2 separate regions of the Homo sapiens genome follow, and region 2 is linked to region 1. A link is a loop called in an ENCODE intact Hi-C map of the cell type or tissue named here. Cell type or tissue: K562. All regions are shown on one strand. Each heading gives the region's core, and the rest is flanking DNA. Links, peaks and the distances in the headings are about the cores only.

Region 1 (10,667 bases), core at 1,087-9,086:
AAATTGCTGCACAATTTGAACTTAAAAGCAATTTCTATCCCCCAGTGCTAAAAGTTTCTTAGAAAACAGACCCTCTTTTTGCCAGAGCTCAAAGAAAATAAAAGATATTTGCCATGTCAATACAGTTTTGTGACAAATCTAAGAGAATAATTTCTTGTCTTATCAAAAGCCATCCATCTAGAGTTCAGGAAAACTTTATGTTGATCTATTGCTCATTTATGTCAACAAGAAGACTGCAGTTTATTCTCTTGCCATCGAAGTGGGGCCTGTAGCCAAGCAGTCTGAGCCTTGCCTGGGAGCTCTGTTAAGCAATGGGTACAAATGCAGCATCTCAAGCTGCACTCCAGAGCTAAGGAGAACATCTGCATTTGGAAAGTCCCCCGGGTGATTCCTGTGCAGGGGTTTTTATCGCATTACTGTTAACTGTGTGTACAACTGGCGGGCTTTGCGTCATTATAGAAGAGGAAATCAGTATACTAAAGAGGTACCTTTAGCAAGTTCAGCAGATGATTAACTGGGGCTTGTTGTAAATAATCATGTTTTTCACTGACTCAGATTTTAAGAGCTTGGTAATTATAGAATTCTTAATACTATGGATGTTTGAATATTTTTATTTTGTAGACATTTGTTTCTTTGGGGATGGGAGGAGGTCTTAAAACAGGAAGAAATGGAATTAAGAGAATTTGTTAAAAGAAGAAGAATTCTATCTTCTTATGCACTTTTTTTAGGTAAAGATGGGACCTTTATAAAAGTATTTTCATTTAAAAGACATAAAGAAATTATGGACAGTAAGAAAAGATCAAAGAAAAGGACAAATTTAGTTGTTATAATAGCAGGGCAAAGCCGCCAAGGTTATTTAGGATTTTTCTTTTTTTTTTTTTTTTATGAGTTGCCAGAAGATAACTTAATTGCTTTGGAAATATAAAGAGAGTTTATAAGAAGGTGTTGACAAGTACAATAAGTATTTTTTTCCCATTAATTACATGGTACACTAAGTTTTTGGCACTTAGAAATTCGTCGTATATGTAAAAAGGAAACAGCAAAGTAATATTCAGGGTGAGGCAAAGGGAATAATTTTATTCTAAACTGAACTATTGTTTTTAGAATTATAAAAGTTATTGACTTATTTGATGGGGCTTGAAGGACTAGGAAAAGATGTCATGTATGTGAGTACTTATTAGATGAAATTTTTTAAATTATAGTTTCATTTAATTTTGAGTGTAGGTAAAGAGAGTGACTTGGGCTGGCCTGAGCAATAGATGTAGGAGAATTGTTCAGAGTTCTTTAAATTAAATTAAACTATCATATTTGTTCTTAATTATTTAGTAGGCTTAAAATTCAAAAGAAATTCAAATGTAAATTGACACTATGAGAACTTATTTGTAAAATGCATACACTGCAATCTTAATTGTTGAATAAAAATCTATTTCATCAAATTCCTAGAGGAATAAAAAAAGCATTTTGAGAATTTCGATGTATATATTATAGCTTGAAAACTAATATGCTAAGACATGAAAATATTTTTACCTTATGTTAATGTATAAGAGATTTTTCATAAAGTGACAATTTGTATAAGTTCTAAACTTCAAATAAAAATATTGGCAATTTTTTCTACAACTAATTCACCTTTGTAATGTTTTGTTCAGTAATCCATGTTTATTGCACACTTTAAAATATATTTTAAAATGTTATGAAATCTCTCCTGCTATGTAGTTTGATAGGTATCTTCTTTACCTATCTTTTTGTCATTAATTTATATCATAATCATGCTCTAAGTTTTCCAGATGTATATAATTTGTCTCAGTGGAACTGAGTTAAATTGAATATAATTCCTTCAACCCTAGTTGATAACTGTCATCAGCTGTTTCTGCATCCCAGATACAATTTAATGTTTATAAGAATTCATTGGTGATGTGAATAAACTTTCTTAAAAGGCGGATGTATCCTTTCTGTCTAGTGAATGTCTTGTAGATGTGTACAGATGAGAAATTACTTCTGCTTACCATTACATGAATCTGGATGCTTCCAGGCCTAGATAGCTGCCTGATCATCCCCCAGATCTTCCCCCAGCTCAGGTCTTTGCTCAAATACTGCGTGATAGAGAGGCCTTCCCTGACTACTGTCTCTCAGACAGCATTCCGATTTTAGTTATTCAACCACTTCGTTTATTTAATATTTCACGTCACTTCATTTTTTCTATCATTTCTCTTCACCTGATATTTTACATATGTTTGTTATTTTCTATATCTCTGTATTCCCTCCTCTCCAAGAATGTACGCTTCTTTGAGTATAGAGAGAGTCTTTTTTGTACTAATGTTACTGTACATAGAGTAGTTCAAGGCACGTAGTGGTGGTTCTTGAATTGACTCTACCTTTTGTCAATCAGAACAGTGCTGAACAAAAAATGTACTAGATGGATGTCAGAATTTTATAAACAGTTTCAATCAGTGATAAGTTAACTTTGTGTTCTTATGTGGCCAGTCATCCTCACTCATATGATCAGTATTGTAGTATCTCTGCTCTACAAACACATTAGTTATGTATGCCATTCTTATTGTGTTCTTCAAGCAAACTGAGCCATCTGTTTTAGTTTATTTTTCAACTAGGGAATTTTCCAAGTACTCAGCTTCAGGTATCATGAAAATATTGTACATATTGGTCATGTCTGCTTCACAGTGTTGGTAAAGGGGACCAGATCAGACAGTATGTGATTGTTTCATCATTTCATTAAGGTTTTGTCTTCAGGAGCTGGCATTCAAATTTCTAGAGGGCTATGCAAAAAACATTTGTAATGGAAATAATACTGATAAGGTTATTGTACCTGGAGAATGATGGAGTGGGAAAGAAAGCTGCCCATTTTTCCAGTTGGAAAAGTGCTGTGGACTCAGGAGTGCACAGTGGTTGGTTAAGAGATGGTTGAGAAGACAGAAATGTCAGGTGGAGATGCAGGGGGATCCTAAATTCAGTTTACATTTCAAGTAAAAGAACAGCATACTTTCAATGGCTTCAAATGTTTTTAAATGAATATGATTAGAGAATTATAAAATTTTCTCTATCAAAATATAAAAAGAATATATTAAAAATGGTAATTGGGACTTATTCAGAAATCCATCCAAGATTTCAACAAGGTAAACAGACTAAATATAGGTTACATCATGATTTGAGTTGTTTGAAATATTTGTTTAAAAATGAAAATATTTATTGAAATGTTTGATGAATGATGATTTACATTTATAGGCAAACACAATTCGTGTCTTTATAATTATAGGGAATTGTATTCCATTTTATCTACTGGTGCCATTTTTTAGACATATACAGAATTTATTCCATATTTACATTTTTGTCCTGATTGTTAAACTAGCTGATGTAAATTATATAATTTTAGAATTTGAAGGGCTTTCCACCTAATCTAGAAAAACCCTTTATTTCAGAAAGGAGCAATCTGCAGCTTAGGGGAGATAATTGAATCAGTTTTGGCTGTAATGCTTATTAGAGGCAAGGCCTGGACTAGACTTGGTTTTCCTAAATTGATTAAAGAAGAGATAATTCATTCTCAATATGTTTCTTTTTTTATACAATGGACCAAGGAAACCGCAAACCAGCAGCCACTGTTGGGAACAGCACCGTCAACTTGAAGAGTGGAGTGGCCAACTCCATGAGTGTCATTAGTGAAGATATTTATGTCTCTGACTGTGAGAGGGTGACCATACCTTCTAGTTTTCCCTGGACAGGGATTAACGACAGAAATTAAAATCACATTCACAACATTAGCAAAAGTCATGAATTAACTAGCAGTACTTTTAGTAATATATTTAGGACCTATATTAAAGATAGAGAAAAGAGTGTGAGAGATATATTTAAAAGATTTGATATTTGGAATTAATGAATAATTTTTCCTGGAATGAAAAGGATACCCATGTGAAGATAGCAGTTTTTCTAATTTACTCATGAGAGCAATTTTAATTTGACAAAAATTTCTAAAGTTACTGCAGTAGGAAGACAGTTGTGAAGAATATCACATGACGGGATGTGGTAGCTTTCTCCTCTGTTATTAAACTGTAATTGAAAATGATTAAAGACCTTAGAGAAAAGTGCGTCAGGGAATTTGCGCTTGGGGTTGAGCTCTGAATCTTGGTTGCTGTTTGACTCTGAACACTTTAACATCGTACACCTCATTTCCTCAACTATATAATGGGAAGCCTATTAAAACTAAAACTGTAGCTTGTTGAAAGTTAAACAACTTAATGGATATCAAGTGTTTAGCCTGGCACGCAGGTGATTCTCAATACATGTTAGCTAATACTTTTTAAAATTATTCATATTAAAAAGCAAGCTCATGAAATAACGGAGGGACAAAGGACTAAAAAATTACAGAAATGTATTCAAAATCTTAATTTGTTGTAAGGAATGTATCATGAATGAATGTATCATAAATGGGAAATTTCGCTATTTGTAAAAACAAATTGCCTAATTTTGTTATCACCTCATAGTGTTGGGGAAACTAAATTCCACCATGACTATATACCAAAACCCATGAAACATCAGTAAGGTTACAGATGAATAATTTCCTGACTGATAGACGGTTGATTTTCTAAGTACAAAACTCTTTTAAGAAATAGTAAAGGAATAGGCTCATAGGTTTAGATTAAATAGTAAGCAACAATCTGGAAAAACAGAACTACACAAAAATTAATATATGAGAAGGGTCATTTTGCTAGCAATCAAATTCAAATAGTTAAAATATTGAAATATTTTTATTTACAGTTCAGCAAATAAAAAATGGGAAGTGTTTATGAGGCTGCAGTGAAACTAGCACATATATACTTTAAATTGGCACAAAATTTTTGGAAAGTAATTTGGTAACAGATAACCTAGAAAGCATTTTTTTCTATTAATCTGGGCTTTTCTATTCATTTATTGACTTCTGAAATTCAAAGACATACTAAACATACAAAAATGCAGCTAAGTCACAGTAGCAAATGAACCAAAGTCCTGACTGCAGTTATAACATTTCACCCAGACATTGAATTCTAAACAGCCACTTTATAAATCTTATTTCTTATCAGTTTTCCAGAAATAACTCTTAACTGGGAATGTATCCACATATGTAAGAATAAATGTTATCAGCTATTTTATCCGGATTTTAGAATAATCATTTTCATATAATCTCTTATAGTCCAAATCTACTATGAAAAATATGAAAATCAAAATAAATTTTGAAAGTTTTTTAAAAATAGGAATAAGTACATAAAACAAGCACAGCCAAAATTTTGGAGCGCACAGCCTCTGGTCATTTTCCTTTTATTTTCCTGCATTGCCATCTGGTGGCCAAAATGTGGATAGTGTCTGATACCATAATTTGTGTTTGTACTTACTAATATGCAAAATTTTATTGTTTCTTATTTAAATTATTTAATCTTACAAAATATAAATTTGTTGTGTATGTTATCCATCATAGTTAACTTGTGTAAATAAGTGTACTAATATTATTTTAATTTAAAAAATCCTTTTCCAAAGCAGTCAGGTCTGGATTTGAATTATTATTTTTGCTGATGATTACATGGCTTGAGCCAACAATTTTGCACCATTATTTATTTTACATGCCAGAAATAGAGAAAATAAAACATTAAGACATGTTAAGTAATAAATATTGAACAATTTTTTCAGAAACTATAGTTGTGTCCTATTTTTGCTTCTTAAAAATGCTTTAGGACTAAACAATGTACAAAGTACCCTAAAGAAAGCCTGCCTTTAAACATTTAGAATCCATACATAGGAGAACGGTCTTTCTGAGGGGAAGGGATGCGAATTAATAGACATGTTGAGAGCTGGATACAGTGGCTCATGCCTGTAATTCCAGCTGCTTGGGAGGCCAAGGTGGGAGGATCACTTGAGGCCAGGAATTCGAAACCAGTCTGGGCAAAATAGTAAGACCCTTTCTCATTTTTAAAACTAAAAATAATTTTAAAAAGACAGGTTGAGTGGGCAAATAATAAATGAGCTACTTCTCTTTCACTGAAGTTTCAAGTAGAATATGTGACCTTAAGAATGTCTTTTGTCATTAATTCTTAATGTTTCCAGTGCAGAACTACTTGACTGCACTAAACCATTCAAAGGAAGACTTGGTACTCCAAGAAGATGTGTTCTAGTTGCCATTTCCAGACAAAGGGCACTTCCCGTAACTTTCTGCTTCTTTGACTTGTAGCGTGTATTAAGGCAACAGGAATATTTCATTGTTTGTATCCTGACATAATGTGATGACAAGCAGAGTCCCTCTTCTCAGAAATATTTTATGGAATGATTTCATATTCAGCAGGGGAAATTAGAGCAAAAATAGAGACTGCCTTTACAAAACCAAAAGCTTGGGTTATTTCATTTGAGATACTGATACTTTGTTTTGACTGGAAAGCATCTTTCAATTTGTGTACCTGACTGGGATATTTAATAAGAAGTTTCTTTGGAAGTATTGAAATGCATTGATCATAGTTTTATCAGAAACTGTTTCAAACACCAAACTAATGTTTGAGGGACACTTGTATCATCCTGTTAGTGAACTTTATTTCAAGCTCAATACAGCTGAGGCAGTTTATCTGAATCTTATGAATTAGGAATCTGTTCTAATTTTAGTACTGAGTATCCTAATCCTTTTTACTAAAATAATTTTTAAAACAATAGAGTTGCCATTTAACATCTACTGTATGTCAGACTCTATGTTAGATGTTCTGTATATCTTTATTTGAGTATTTTAATGTCTATTTGGACAGAGTATTTGTACTTTTGAATGTACAAGTTTAACAACATATTGCAGAGCTAAGATGCAATTCATCTACTTATAAATCTATAGCTTGATTATTGATTAACATTTTACACTGACTTCTAATTTCCATAGTTTGATTATTGATCAACATTTTATACTGGCTTCTAATTTTCTTAAAGTCCACATCCAAAGAGTTTAAACATTTATCCATTATTCATTTATTCAGTAAATATTTATAGCATGTTTATTACATGCCAAGTACAGAAAATGCAGTGGTGGTGTGGACATATTCTCTGGCCATGTGGGCTAATAATCCAATAGAGGGGTCTATTTATTAAGCTAGGATACAGAGAAATATGAAATTATAACTGGTGCTCTGTAAAAAAGAGATAGATTTAAGAGAGCTTAGTATTGGGTGACTTAATCTAGTCAGGGAAGGTCATGAAAACTTTCATGAGGACTGAGTGAAGAAGGGAGAAAAAGTATTGTAGGCAGAGGAACAGTACATATAGTGGGAAAAAGTGTTTTTGGCAGAAGGAACAAGAGATGTGGAAGGGCAAAGGAAAGAATGCCCCAATGCTGGAGTAGAAATACAAACCCTCCAGGATTTTTACCCCAGATGCCCATGTTAACACACGTGCCTTCCTATCTAAACAGGCTAACAGAAATTGTCCTCAGCAGTTCTAATGAGTGACCTACTTAGTTGAATTTTCTGGGATTGGAAAAGGAATCAATGTGATGTTAGTTTGGATTTCTGACTCTGTCATGTTAAATACACACTTTTACAAGAAGTATTTTCTTAATTGATGAAAAAATCAGAGCTCCTTCAATCTCTTTTCACTCGCCATATACCATTTCAAAGTTCTGTAATATATTTGCTATTACACTTTTGCTCTAAGGTTTTTAATATGTGGTTTTAAATTAGTATGTAGGCACGTGTTATCAAAGACTGCCACTTCAGCCCATGAAAATTAACCTATTTTTAAAACATACATAATACGATATAAGCTGATGAGTCTAAGATATCTGTGAAATATAGTCTTATCTGATTGTAAACTTTCAAATTTCTCATCACTTTCCTAGGAGAGTAAGATTTGCTATAGGGAGTTATACTTTGTAAGTTATTCCTTTCTGTACATTATTTGTGAGTTTTACTATGAGTGCAATTATAGTAATTCTGTTATACACTACTGAATATATATTTAATGAATGAATTTACATTTAATCAGTTTGTGTTAAAGTCACTTAATGAGATGCTTCACTTTTCTGTGTTAAAAGCAGGTCAAGGCCAACTGAAAGACTCTGAGCAATACATTATTCAGTGCTCAATTTCTGCATAACTTGTACCTTTATGGTGATTCATGGTTTAAATAAGTCAGTTAATAATATTTCCTGTAACCATTTCTAATAATTCTCTAAGGTCACTTTACTATTAATGTATTGGCAAACTGTATTTTTACTTACCAATACAGGGAAATGCTAACATTTATTTGTTTTGAAAATGGAACATGTAGAATAAGCTTGCATCCAATAACCAAAGAATAGAAGAGTGATAAAAGAGGCAGTGGGACTGGTCATTTGGACCTGAAGATACTCAGTTTTCAATATTTGAATTTATAGAAAACAGTAAATAAATATACTGGAACTTTATTCTCACACTGGTGATATTCATGAAAGTCTTGTTCAAAATAAACATGAAAAAGGACTTACTATCTGTGCAGGACATTTTACCTCTTGTTTTTTCTTTTCTCTAAGCCTTCCTTCTCCTCTCATTATCCTGATCATCTTGCCTCATTGTTAAAGGAGACAAATGCCACAGACAGTAACTATCATCATCCAAATCCACATACCACCTGGCTCGGTCAGCTTCCACTCTTCTTTCCTAGAATAATGAAGTTGATGTGCATTTTCCTAAAGGGCCATTCCTCTGTGTGTCACCTGGATCCATCTGTCCCTACCTTTCGACGAGCTTTATTTTTTACCTCTCTTCTATTTCCTGCATCTTTTTCTTCCTTCTCTCTTTAACACCAGTCTTCTTATGCTTGAGTGACCCCTAGCTTTAAAATAGACTTTTCTTGACCCCCAGTCTACCCTACAGATGCCACCCTGTTTTCCAGCTCTGCATCCAGCCAAGGCACTTTGCAGATTTGCCTGCATTCAGATGCTCCTGCTGTCCATTCGTTCTGCCCTCCCCACCCCCCCAACCCAAGGCTGCCTACATAATGTGGATGAGTTCACCAGGCATTTTTTTGTTTGTTTTGTTTTGTTGTGTTTTTCTGAGATGGAGTTTCGCTCTTGTTGCCCAGGCTGGAGTGCAATGGCGTGATCTTGGCTCACTGCAACCTCCGCCTCCCTGGTTCAAGTGATTCTCCTGCCTCAGCCTCATGAGTAGCTGGCATTACAAGCATGCACCACCACACCTGGCTAATTTTGTATTTTTTAGTAGAGACGGGGTTTCTCCATGTTGGTCAGGCTGGTCTCAAACTCCCGACCTCAGGTGATCCACCCGTCTTGGCCTCCCAAAATGCTGGGATTACTGGTCTGAACCACTGTGCCCGGCCCTACTGGGCAGTTTTAAGTCCCCATCTTCCCTGTCTCCACACAGTGTCTTCCTTTTGACACATTTTTCTCTCATCCAAAACAGTCCAATCTCCTGATTTCTCTCCTGTTTCCATGGAAACTTGCTCTTACTTAGTTTTCTCAGGGACTGCTATTCTACTCTACTTTTTTTTGTTTTGTTTTCCTATGGCTTTAAACCATTTTTTTTTCCTGAAGCCTTCTGTTTTTTTTTTTTTTTTTTTGAATAAATTATTTAGCCAAGACTTCTTTTGAGCCTCATGCTTTAAATGTTATCATTTCTTGACATGTACACTTGCATATCTCACATGTATTGAAACCTCACCCTAAATTGAACTCTGTGCTTCTCTTCTCTATTCCTCAATTATCCCTGAACCAGTCATCCCTCCAGTCCTCTATCCTTCCAGATGCCCATGTCAGAAACCTGGCAGTTATTGAAGATACCGCTCTGTTATGCATCCTCCTGCTAAATCCACCACCAAGTCCTATTTGATTCTTTCTCAGAAATACCTCCTGAATTCTTCCCTTTCTAACCATCTCCACAAATAACAAAACCACTATGTATTTTCAGCTAGGTTACTGCAAAGCCTTCTGATTACTCTCCCTGCTTTATATTGTGCTCATCTCAAGTCCATTTTCCACACAGCAGCTAGGATGCACTCTTAAAATTCCAGATTCAATTATTTTACATTTGGCTTAAGATCTTCCAGTGACTTTCCATTTCACAGAAAATAAAATCATCTTCAGCATTTCCATTAGACTCCACATGATCTAGCCCTTGCCTCCCTCTCTGAACTCATTTTATGTCTTTTGTCCTCCTATGAGACCGAGCTAAACTCACTCTCTTTATGTTTTCTTAAAAAGGCTTCTTTTGTCTCCATGTGAGGGCCTTTGCACATGTTGTTCTGTTTGCTTGGAATGTTCTTCCTTTGTGCTCTTCACTGGAACATTTCTCTGGAATCACAGGAAATGCCTTTTCTTAGGAGAATTTTCTTTCAAATGTTTGCAGTCCAAATTAGAAATGCCTCTCCTGATATTGTCTTCTAGAGCATAATATTATATTGCTTTATAGAATGAATCATAATTTATTATACTATATTGAGAGGCAATGCAGGATGAGTTTTTTTCGTAGATAAAATGGGGATAATGATAATGTTTATCTTGCAGAGCATTTGCAAAGACGAAATGATTTACATTTGTAGAATATGTAGTAAATGCAGCACATAGTAGACACTATATAACTGTTTATATATTTATGGTATTTTTGTGTGTGCAGATAATTATGTCTGAAAGCATAAAACTACTACCTGCCATGATTCTTGGCATATAATAG
Region 2 (10,667 bases), core at 1,764-9,763, 560 kb after region 1:
CATAAAGGTCACCATATCTTCATGTCACTTGCTTTCTTTGAAAAGGTCTTTTAAAATCACAGCTTTTAACAATAAAACTATATCCATTTTTTCACATAGCTGAATATTTTTATGTAATATGTCACATATTTTGATAGGTCTGAATTTTACTGCTGCAACTATGCTAAGGTTTATATGCCATAGAGATGTGCTTGTTTTGCTTAAAACATTTACAGTGCTAGACAATCACCAATAGAAAATAAATTGAGGATTCCAACTGTGTTTAGATTGTGATTGTATTTCAATAACTAATATTAAGGTATTTAAAATAGATATTCATATAAAATAATTTATAAAATATGTTACAAAACGATTGATTTTTTTATTAGACTACTCAGAAACTGGATTTGATTCTTATTTTCTAAAGGCACAATCAGTGATAAAAAATTTTGTACCATTTTAATGATGACCTTTGATAAATTTTGAAAATATCCCATGTGCTTACTTAATTCCAATTTCCCAACATACCTCAGAAACTTTAGAGTTCTACAGCAAAATTGGTGCTATTTTGAGTAGCAATACTGAAAAAAAACAAACTTGCTCAAATTTTTCCTAAGTGTACGTCTCAAGACACACAGTATCTTAAGTCAGCTTCTCTGAAAATACAGTGCTTAGGCAGCTTCTCTGAAAATACAGTGCTTAGGCAGATACTTGCTTGCAGGATGTTTACTGGAAGTCTGTTTGGGGTAATAACATCTAGGCTGTGAGAGAAGCAGGACTGGGCAGAAATAGAACTGTGGTATAGTAGCAAAGAGAACTTACCAGAGGTTCTAGCCTAGAGTATAAGTAATCCAAAATAGACTAATGGAGGGAGATACTAAATAGTTGTGATTTTTCAGCCTAGCTATAGCAGCAAAAGTCCTTTTTATGTTTGCATCCATATACTGAGCTAGCTCACCCATTAAACAGACTCAGCCTTTTCCCTCCTCTGTCAGCTGGGACACCCAAAGTAACCTTAGGTTGAGGGAGAGGTGTTAGTGCAAACCTGGAGGTGTGAGTCACCAGAGCATGCAGCTAGTGTGTGCCCTCTGGCTCGGCTCAGGCCTGATCCCAGATGTACTTCCGTTTTACCATGAGTTGTTGTTGGCTTCACCCAACTTTTGATTTAGTTGTTCTGATAGAATGTTCATGATGTGTAGCTGTGGCCAGAGGGTCACTTAATATTCTATGATAAGATCAAATTCTTTATTTTTAGCACACTGGGATTTAAAAAAATTTTAAATTTATTTTCAATGGTGGAGGGCTTTCTGCTGCAGATTGCATGGACTTGCCATTACCTTTAAGCTCTATGGGTTTGCATGGTCATTCTTTTATGAAGGTTTCTCGTTAACTTCACAATTCTTTTTTTGCCATGGATTCTTATAGTAGTATAGAATCCTGCTGGGTCATATGGTCCAGGAGGTAGGAATGCTTACTCTACAGTCTAGACCTAGTACAGAGCTTTTTCCTGCTCTAAGCCCTGCTCAAAGTTGTTAGCTTTTTATGTCACCTGGTAAATAGATGGGTGTATGATATAGTTTGGCTTTGTGTCCCCACCCAAATCTCATATTGAATTGTAATCCCCACGTGTTGAGGGAGGAACCTGGTGGGATGTGATTGAATCATGGGGACAGTTTTCCCCCCTGCTGTTCTTGTGATAGTGAGTGAGTTCTCAGGAGATCTGACAGTTTTGTAAATGTTTGGCAATTTCCTCCTTCGTTCACTTCTCTCTTGTCTGCCGTCATATAAGAAGTGCTGGCTTCCCCTTCCACCGTGATTATAAGTTTCCTGAGACCTCCCCAGCCATGTGGAACTGTGAGTCAAATAAAACTCTTTCCATTATAAATTACCCCATCTCAGTATCTTCATAGCGGTGTAAGAATGAACAAATACACTGTAAGATTACGAGGTGTCATGTTTCCATCTTAGTGGGTGGGAAGTACAAAGTAAAAATTTCCTTTACTTTAGAGGGTATGTCATACAGCATATTCCAAACTGTGGGAACGACAATAAGAAATATCCTAAGGTGGCAGACCCCTGAATCTTTGTAGGATTCATCTCCCACCTTCTGATGTGCGTATGTCTTACAAAGCCTCCAACTTTATTATTACCTGTTGCTCATCTGTACAATTAATTTGATGGCATAGATATAATGGAACAATGTGATGTTATGTCCAATCATGGTCCCTTTGGACTACATTGTGACAGAAGGTGAGAGAATTAATCCCAAACTTGAGCAACATCATAAATATATATTATTGTTTATTCCATGAATGTGAATGCATTTTTCACATGGATAAAAATAACGCACTCACAAAATCAATGTCCATAATTATACCATTTACCTGAGGCAGTATTGGTATCGATAGCAACTTTATTAATATTGATATTGATGCTAACTCTAGCAGAATTCCTATACTCAGCCCAGCAGCTAAAATTTGGGCTACTTCTTGGTTGAGTGTGAGGTAGCACCCTCTCATCCACTAGGAGCCATTTACTTTTTGTAGAGGAAAGACTTGCAGTTTAAATGGGGCTAGAATGGGCACCACCATCATTCTTTGTGTATTACAGGTAGCACAAGTCTCTGCCATGCACCACCTACCCCCGGATTGTGATATTGTATTAGATTTACTCTCTTTTCCATGGAGGGGGCAGTTTTGAAGATGTACATTTGACCTTTGCCATAGGCCAAGGAGTTAACATGATTTTGCCAACAATCAAGTATATCCACATGCACGTATATAATTATACATCTGGGCACTATGGAGATATTCATCAGATGGGAAATGAGCTGAGCAGACCAATAGTGAACTAGACTTGGGCTGGGCCTCTGTTTATTTTACCTGGCTCCCATGAGTCCTAAATCTGAGGCCAGGGTGATGCTTCAGACCATAGGAATCAATGTCAATTTGAGCACTGTGTCCAATAGTTCTTAAAATGTTTGGTATTGCCCTTTACACTGATCACTTATAGAATTAAATGGCCTATGATTCCCTTGGAGAAAGAAAGAAACACTGGGGCAATTACTGCCATATACACAGGCTGTGATGTTGAAAGGTATTTTTCTTCCTCACGAGGAAGTTGCTCCTTCAGTTAATGAGCTCTTGGTCTGCAAATTATCTCAGCTGTGGGTACTGGGCATGGGATTATGGCTTTTTATTGGAGTGGCTGCCCTAAAACTTTAGAGCATGAATCTTTGAGTTACTTTTTGGTTGTATAAATTATGAAATATGCTAAAATCCTCAGCACTTTGGGAGGCTGAGGTGGGCGGATCACGAGGTCAGGACATTGAGACCATCCTGGCTAATACAGTGAAACCCCGTCTCTACTAAAAATACAAAAAAATTAGCCGGGCGTGGTGGCGGGCACTTGTAGTCCCAGCTACTTGGGAGGCTGAGGCAGGAAAATGGTGTGAACCCGGGAGGCGGAGCTTGCAGTGAGCCAAGATCCCACCACTGCGCTCCAGCCTTGGGGACAGAGTGAGACTCCGTCTCAGAAAAAAAAAAAAAAAAAAAGAAAAAAAGAAATATGCTAACTGGCTGTCCATCAATCTTGTACATGGAACAACATGTCCTAGTAACAATCTCCATAACTCTGGATCAGGTACTTCCAGCTGCTATTCTGACCATGTTTCTCATTATGATGTTTCTTATTTATGACTATTTATTATGATCTCCTGACCTCGTGATCCACCTGCCTTGGCCTCCCAAAGTACTGGGATTTACAGGCGTTATTTATGACTCTTAAGTGCACGGCTTCTCTCATTCTAGCATCTTAATATCACCATTGCAATCATTGTGCCCAGTTTCTATAATGACCCCTCCTACTATCAGCCCTGGCCTACAGAAAACAGCTACCACTGAGGTTCTCAATGGTGATGCCACTCTCACCAATGAATTTCTTATTGATTTAGTAAGTGCAGTTTCTGTGGGTCCTCCTGTGGAACACAGCTTGGAGGTGAGTATTCTACCCTTATATGGTGTATTTACTCTAGAATCTCATTTTTGTGAGCTGTTTGATCCCTTCTTGACCATTTGCTATGAGAATTCTATAATTCTTCATTTGGTGTGGCCTTTTCATTTTTCCAAGATTCCAGGAATATGTTAACACTGTTTCTTGTGGTTTGTGCTAGGGTATTAATCAATATTCATATTGATAAATTCTTCCTTATTAATTTTATGTTCCAGAACTCTAGATCCCTCAACCTGGACACCCTCAGGATTTAGTCCCATATGTACTCTCCCAGCTTCTGCTGGTACACTCTAGCTAGGTTTTGCAGCTTCTTTGGTGCACAGCTCTCCTTCCCCCATAGAATCAGCTCTTTGTCAGTTGGGTTATATTTTGACTTGATCCTAGTTATTGGTCTGATATCCAGGAGAGGAGTTGGAGGTTCATCCTGAATGACCTGAAAGTAAAATTGCAAGGGATTGTCTTCAAGCCAGTAGGTAGCACTAGTTCTTAACAGGGAGGAATAGGCCACTTTTGTAGGCCCACAAAGTTCAGAGAAGTCTGAGTTTCAAGTTTATCAAGTGTCTCATTTCAGACGTCTTGATTCCAGGATTCACTTCTTTATAATGAAGATCCTGACCATGGTGGAGCTGACATCCATGAGAATTAAATTTTCATTGGAGCTCCACTATACTTATATGTCCTGGGCTTGAGCTTAGCTTTTTCTTGCCTCTGGCTGTTGCAGTTTTATTAGTTTCTGTAGAGGTGTCATGATTCCTTGATTCTTTATAATACTTGTGTCCTTGCATTTGCTGTGCATTTGAAGAAATGGTCCATTCGTTTGGCCTTTACAGGTGTTCATTGTAGGAACAGACCTTCACTAATAGTCTAGCCTGTGATTCTGAAAGGGCTGACAACTCCAGGCAGAACTTGCTGTGGTTTCTCTAGTTGGCTGGGCCACTGCCTTTGCTCTGATGGCTGGGCTCTGCTGTCCAGAGAGACCACTGGTTAGGCAGAGACCAATGGTTGGGCTCTGCTATTAGAGGAAGCTACTGGTTGGGCTCCGCTATTAGGAAGAGTTGCCGGCTTGGTACTGTGATGCTCTCTGGTCAGGGTAGTCAGAAGATGTATTCCTTGGCTGGGCAATTTTACTATTTGGAATCTGCACTTGGGCAGGGCTTCAGGCTGGGCTTTGAAAGTTGCTGCTTGTGATGGGCAAGACAAGAGCCTATGCTCCTTAAAAATGTGTGATTAAGGGTTGCCTCCATTAGGTCAGAGCTGTAGGGTGGACTTTTGCCTGAGTCAAGATGCTACTTGACTTCCTGCGTCAAGCAGGTTTAGTTCCTACACTCCTGCAAAATGCACACGGGAGGTTGTTGGGCAGGCTTTTTGGCTGAGCTAAGTTACTTACTCTTTGGACTCCTAGGTTTTACAGGTCTAGCCCTTGTGCCTCTTAGAAATGTATGCATGTGGCTGTCTCCCTGCCTCAGCAGGATTATAAGGCAAGCTTTTTGGATGAGTGGAGCCACTGCTTGACCCAAGATATCTAGCCTGTGTGATTCTCAAAATGCGCAGAGGGGGGCATCTCCCTACCTGGGCAGGGTTGTTAGAGTAGGCTGTGTGCCTGGCCATGGAGGCTAGCCATCTAGGGACTCAAGCAAGGCTGAACTTCCCACTGTGCTTCTGAAAAAGATCAGTTCAGCTTTCTGGGTGGGCTATGAAGTTGGCTGGTAACTCTGATTGGGCACCGCAGCTGGTGTGAACACAGAGGTGCCACACAGATCCATATGCTAGTCACTGTGGCCTCTGCCTTCTTTCTTTGTTTCTACTTGACCCCAGGTGGTCTAGCCATGCCTTTACCCTTTTCTTTCCCTATGAGGTGAGACAGGCGGGATTCCTGGAAAGAAAGCATCTCAAAATGCTAGGGAAGCTGAATGACTGCCTCCAGTTCTCTTTCCCCACTGCAGAAACTATGGGTCCAGGGTAATGCTCTTCAACCAGTGTTGTGCCAACTTCGTGGTGGCGGGGGGGGAGACCATTCTTCTGACCCTTCTCACTCAATTTTCACTTAGGTATGTGTACCACATTGTCTCAGGCTCGTTTCCAATATTGGGCTTTTGAAGAAGATGTTCTGGTCTATGGATAATTGCTAGATAAGCTTACAAGGGGTGGGGGGAGTGTGTGTAGCCTGAGACTTTTTACTCCGCCATATTGCAGCCATCCTGACAATGATAAAAACTCTTAACAGACTAGGTATAGAAGGAAGTTGCCTCAACATAATAAAGGCTATATGTGACAAACCAACAGCTAACATCATACTAAATGGTTAAAAATTGAAAGCTTTTCCTCTACCACCAGAAACAAAACAAAAATGCTTCTTAACACCACTTCTATTCAGCATAGTACTGGAGATCCTAGCTAGAACCATTAGGCAAGAAAAAGAACTAAAATACATTCAAATTAGAAAGGAAGACAACAAAATTGTTTGCAGATGACATAATTCTTCTTGTTTTAACTTGATATAAAAATAATCATGTGATATTTTTCCAATTATTTATTAATTGTATTGAGTGTCATATATTTGAGAAAACATATAAAAATCCATTAATATTTAAAATAAAATGTGTTGGATACTCTGGGGAAACAAGTCACGTTAAATCTTAAACTTTATTCAAGGGAGATTTACAGCTAACATATGCCATCTAGTGGCACTAAAAGAAACTTCACTTACAAATTCATAACATTTCCATTTCTTAGCGTACTATACTTCTGCTTATTCTTATGAATCTTTATATATGCCACCCTAAGGGAGAAATTCTATTGAATTGAAGTCCCATAGTTTTTCATAGATTTCTTACAATGCATATTTTTATGCATACAATGTCATGAGAAAAGTAATAATTTGTCATCAAATCATAATATAATCTATTTGTCTGAATTCCACGCTTCCAACCACCAACATAACTCTTTACAAGATGATCAGACCTGATCCCCTTTTTTCTATTACATGTTAATGTAAATATACACTTAGACTGATGCTCTACATAAATTATCTTGAAAATGTTATATTAAGAAATATCTAAAACTAGTTCAGTTTTTATACGATTCATGTTTCTGTTTTTATAAAGCAGAATGTTAAAAAGCTTTCAAGTTTCATTACATGGAACTTCTTGCCACATCTTTTTTTTTTCAACCTATAAATTGTTCATTGTCAAACATGTATCACACTTTTGAATTAAGGCATTGATCATCCCCATTCTTTGTACCTCACATTGGTGACTGAAAAATGTTGTGCTCTGCTGGCAGAATAGAAGCCTCCAGAAACCTGGTCCTGTGCTCTGACACAAGAACCTAGTGCTAGTGAACATGATGATTCTAGTCCTTCTCTTGCTATAATCAGGTGGCGTCCATCAGTGACTAACTCTACAACTAGAAAATTACCTCTGCATAGAAATAACTAAGGTAGAAGAAGGAGTTACAACACCAAATAAAGCAAGAGGAGAAAGGTATTTCTCAATAAATTGAACTATTCCCACAGTCATTTCTAAAGACTGGTGCTAAAGAAATTGTGTTGGGAGGCCGAGGCAGGCGGATCACGAGGTCAGGAGATTGAGACCATCCTGGCTAACACGGTGAAACCCTGTCTCTACTAAAAATACAAAACATTAGCCGGGCTTGGTGGCAGGCGCCTGTAGTCTCAGCCACTCTGGAGGCTGAGGCAGGGGAAAGGAGAATGGCGTGAACCCGGGAGGCGGAGCTTGCAGTGAGCCAAGATTGTGCCACTGCACTCCAGCCTGGGTAACAGAGCGAGACTCTGTCTCAAAAAAAAAAAAAAAAAAAAAAAAAAAAAAGAAAAAGAAAAAGAAAAGAAAAAAGAAATTGTGAGTTTGTGAATTACTTTTTTGTGTGTGCCTCATATCTCCTTCAGTTCTGCTCTGATCTTATTTCTTGTCTTCTGCTAGCTTTTGCATTTGTTTGCTCTTTCTTCTCTAGTTCTTTTAATTGTGATATTAGGGTGTCGATTTTAGATCTTTCCTGCTTTCTCTTACAGGAATTTAGTGCTATAAATTTCTCTCTACACACTGCTTTACATGTGTCCCAGACATTCTGGTACGTTGTGTCTTTGTTCTCATTGGTTTCAAATAATATCTTTATTTCTGCCTTCATTTTGTTATTTACCCAGTAGTCATTCAGGAGCAGGTTGTTCAGTTTCCATGTAGTTGTGCCGTTTTGAGTGAGTTTCTTAATCCTGAGTTCTAATTTGATTGTACAGTTTGTTGGGCCTTCTGTTCTTTTACATTTGCTTTACTTCTAATTATGTGGTCAATTTTAGAATAAGTGTGATGTGGTGCTGAAAAGAATGTATATTCTGTTGATGTGGGGTGGAGAATTCTGTAGATGTCTGTTAGGTTTGCTTGGTCCAGAGCTGAGTTCAAGTCTTGTATATCCTTGTTAATTTTCTGTCCTGTTGATCTGTCTAATATTGACAATGGGGTGTTAAAGTCTCCCGTTATTATTGTGTGGGAGTCTAAGTCTCTTTGCAGGTCTCTAAGAACTTGCTTTATGAATCTGGGTGCTCCTGTACTGGATGCATATATATATTTAGGACAGTTAGCTCTTCTTGTTAAATTAATCCCTTTACCATTATCTAATGGCTTTCTTTGTCTCTTGATCTTTGTTAGTTTAAAGTCTGTTTTATCAGAGACTAGGATTGCAATCCCTGCTTTTTTTTTTGCTTTCCATTTGCTTAGTAGATCTTCCTCCATCCCTTCATTTTGAGCATAAGTGTGTCCGCACGTGAGATGAGTCTCCTGAATACAGCACACTGATGGGTCTTGACTCTTTATCCAATTTGCCAGTCTGTGTCTTAATTGGGGCATTTAGCCCATTTACATTTAAAGTTAATATTGTTATGTGTGAATTTGATCCTATCATTATGATGTTAGTTGGTTATTTTGCCCATTAATTGATGCAGTTTATTCCTAGCCTTGATGGTCTTCACAATTTGGCATGTTTTTGCAGTGGCTGGTACTGGTTGTTCCTTTCCATGTTTAGTGCTTCCTTCAGGAGATCTTATAAGGCAGGCCTGGTGGGGACAAAATCTCTCAGCATTTGCTTGTCTGTAAAGGATTTTATTTCTCCTTCTCTTATGAAGCTTAGTTTGGCTGGATATGAAATTCTGGGTTGAAAACTCTTTTCTTTAAGATTGTTGAATATTGGCCCCACTCTCTTCTGGCTTGCAGGGTTTCTGCTGAGAGATCTGCTGTTAGTCTGATGGGCTTCCCTTTGTTGGTAACTCAACCTTTCTCTCTGGCTGCCCTTAACATTTTTTCCTTCATTTCAACCTTGGTGAATCTGAAGATTATGTGTCTTAGGGTTGCTCTTCTTGAGGAATATCTTTGTGGGGTTCTCTGTATTTCCTGAATTTGAATGTTGGCCTGCCTTGCTAAGTTGGGGAAGTTCTCCTGGATAATATCCTGAAAAGCGTTTTCTAACTTGGTTCCATTCTCCCTATCACTTTCAGGTACACCAATCAGACATAGATTTGGTCTTTTCACATAGTCTCATATTTCTTTGAGCCTTTGTTCATTTCTTTTCACTCTTTTTTTCTCTACCCTTGTCTTCTCACTTTATTTCATTAATTTGATCTTCAATCACTGATATCCTTTCTTCCACGTGATTGAATCGGCTACTGAAGCTTGTGTGTGCTTCACGAAGTTCTCGTATTGTGGTTTTCAGCTCCATCAGGTCATTTACGCATTTCTCTAAAATGTTTATTCTAGTTAGCGATTCATCTAACCTTTTTTCAAGGTTCTTAGCTTCCTTGCTTTGGGTTAGAACATGCTCCTTTAGCTCAGAGAAGTTTGTTATTATCCACCTTCCGAAGCCTACTTCTGTCACTTCGTCAAACTCATTCTCCATCCAGTTTTGTTCCCTTGCTGGCGAGGAGTTGTGCTCCTTTGGAGGAGAAGAGGTGTTCTGGTTTTTGGAATTTTCACCTTTTCTGTGCTGGTTTCTCCCCATCTTTGTGGTTTTTATCTACCTTTGGTCTTTGATGATGGTGACCTACAGACGGGGTTTTGGTGTGGATGTCCTTTTTGTTGATGTTGATGCTATTCCTTTCTGTTTGTTAGTTTTCCTTCTAACAGACCAGACCCTCAGCTGGAGATCTGTTGGAGTTTGCTGGAGGTCCACTACAGACCCTGTTTGCCTGGGTATCACCAGCGGAGGCTGCAGAACAGCAAATATTGCTGCCTGATCTTCCTCTGGAAGCTTCCTTCTTTCTGGAAGCTACTGGGAGGTGTCTCCCAGTCAGGCTACACGGGGGTCAGGGACCCACTTGAGGAGGCAGTCTGTCCATTATTGGAGCTCGAACGCTGTGCTGGGAGAACCACTACTGTCTTCAGAGCTGTCAGGCAGGGACGATTAAGTCTACAGAAGCTGTCTGCTGCCTTTTGTTCAGATATGCCCTGCCCCCATAGGTGGACTCTAGAGAGGCAGTAGGTCTTGCTGAGCTGCGCTGGGCTCCACCCAGTTCAAGCTTCCCTGCCACTTTGTTTACACTGTGAGCATAGAACTGCCTACTCAAGCCTCAGCAATGGAAAAAGCCCCTCCCCCTGCCAGGCTTCAGCTTCCCAGGTCTATCTCAGGCTGCTGCACTAGCAGCGAGCAAGGCTCTGTGGGCATGGGACCTGCGGAGC

Evidence for each region. A loop is a pair of places that touch in the nucleus more often than their neighbours do. Peaks named below come from ENCODE experiments on the same cell type or tissue, not always from the same donor. Only the 100,000 strongest peaks of a DNase experiment are listed, where the experiment ranks them.
Region 2: it touches region 1 in a loop (4-fold over the local background); 2 of 110 quality-filtered maps call a loop at or near these places.

The regions. Positions count from the first base shown.
Region 1 is chr7:82,039,344-82,050,010 of GRCh38, reverse strand. The region is part of intron 10 of CACNA2D1 (calcium voltage-gated channel auxiliary subunit alpha2delta 1); the gene reads left to right. Among named protein-coding and RNA genes, the nearest start is that of CACNA2D1-AS1, 36 kb to the right of the region's middle. In K562, for the core only: a CTCF peak has its summit at 5,324 (motif pointing left); no DNase peak of the experiment used is centred there.
Region 2 is chr7:81,478,795-81,489,461 of GRCh38, reverse strand. No RefSeq gene overlaps it. Among named protein-coding and RNA genes, the nearest start is that of HGF, 290 kb to the left of the region's middle. RefSeq lists an enhancer at 10,028-10,667. In K562, for the core only: a CTCF peak has its summit at 6,668 (motif pointing left); no DNase peak of the experiment used is centred there.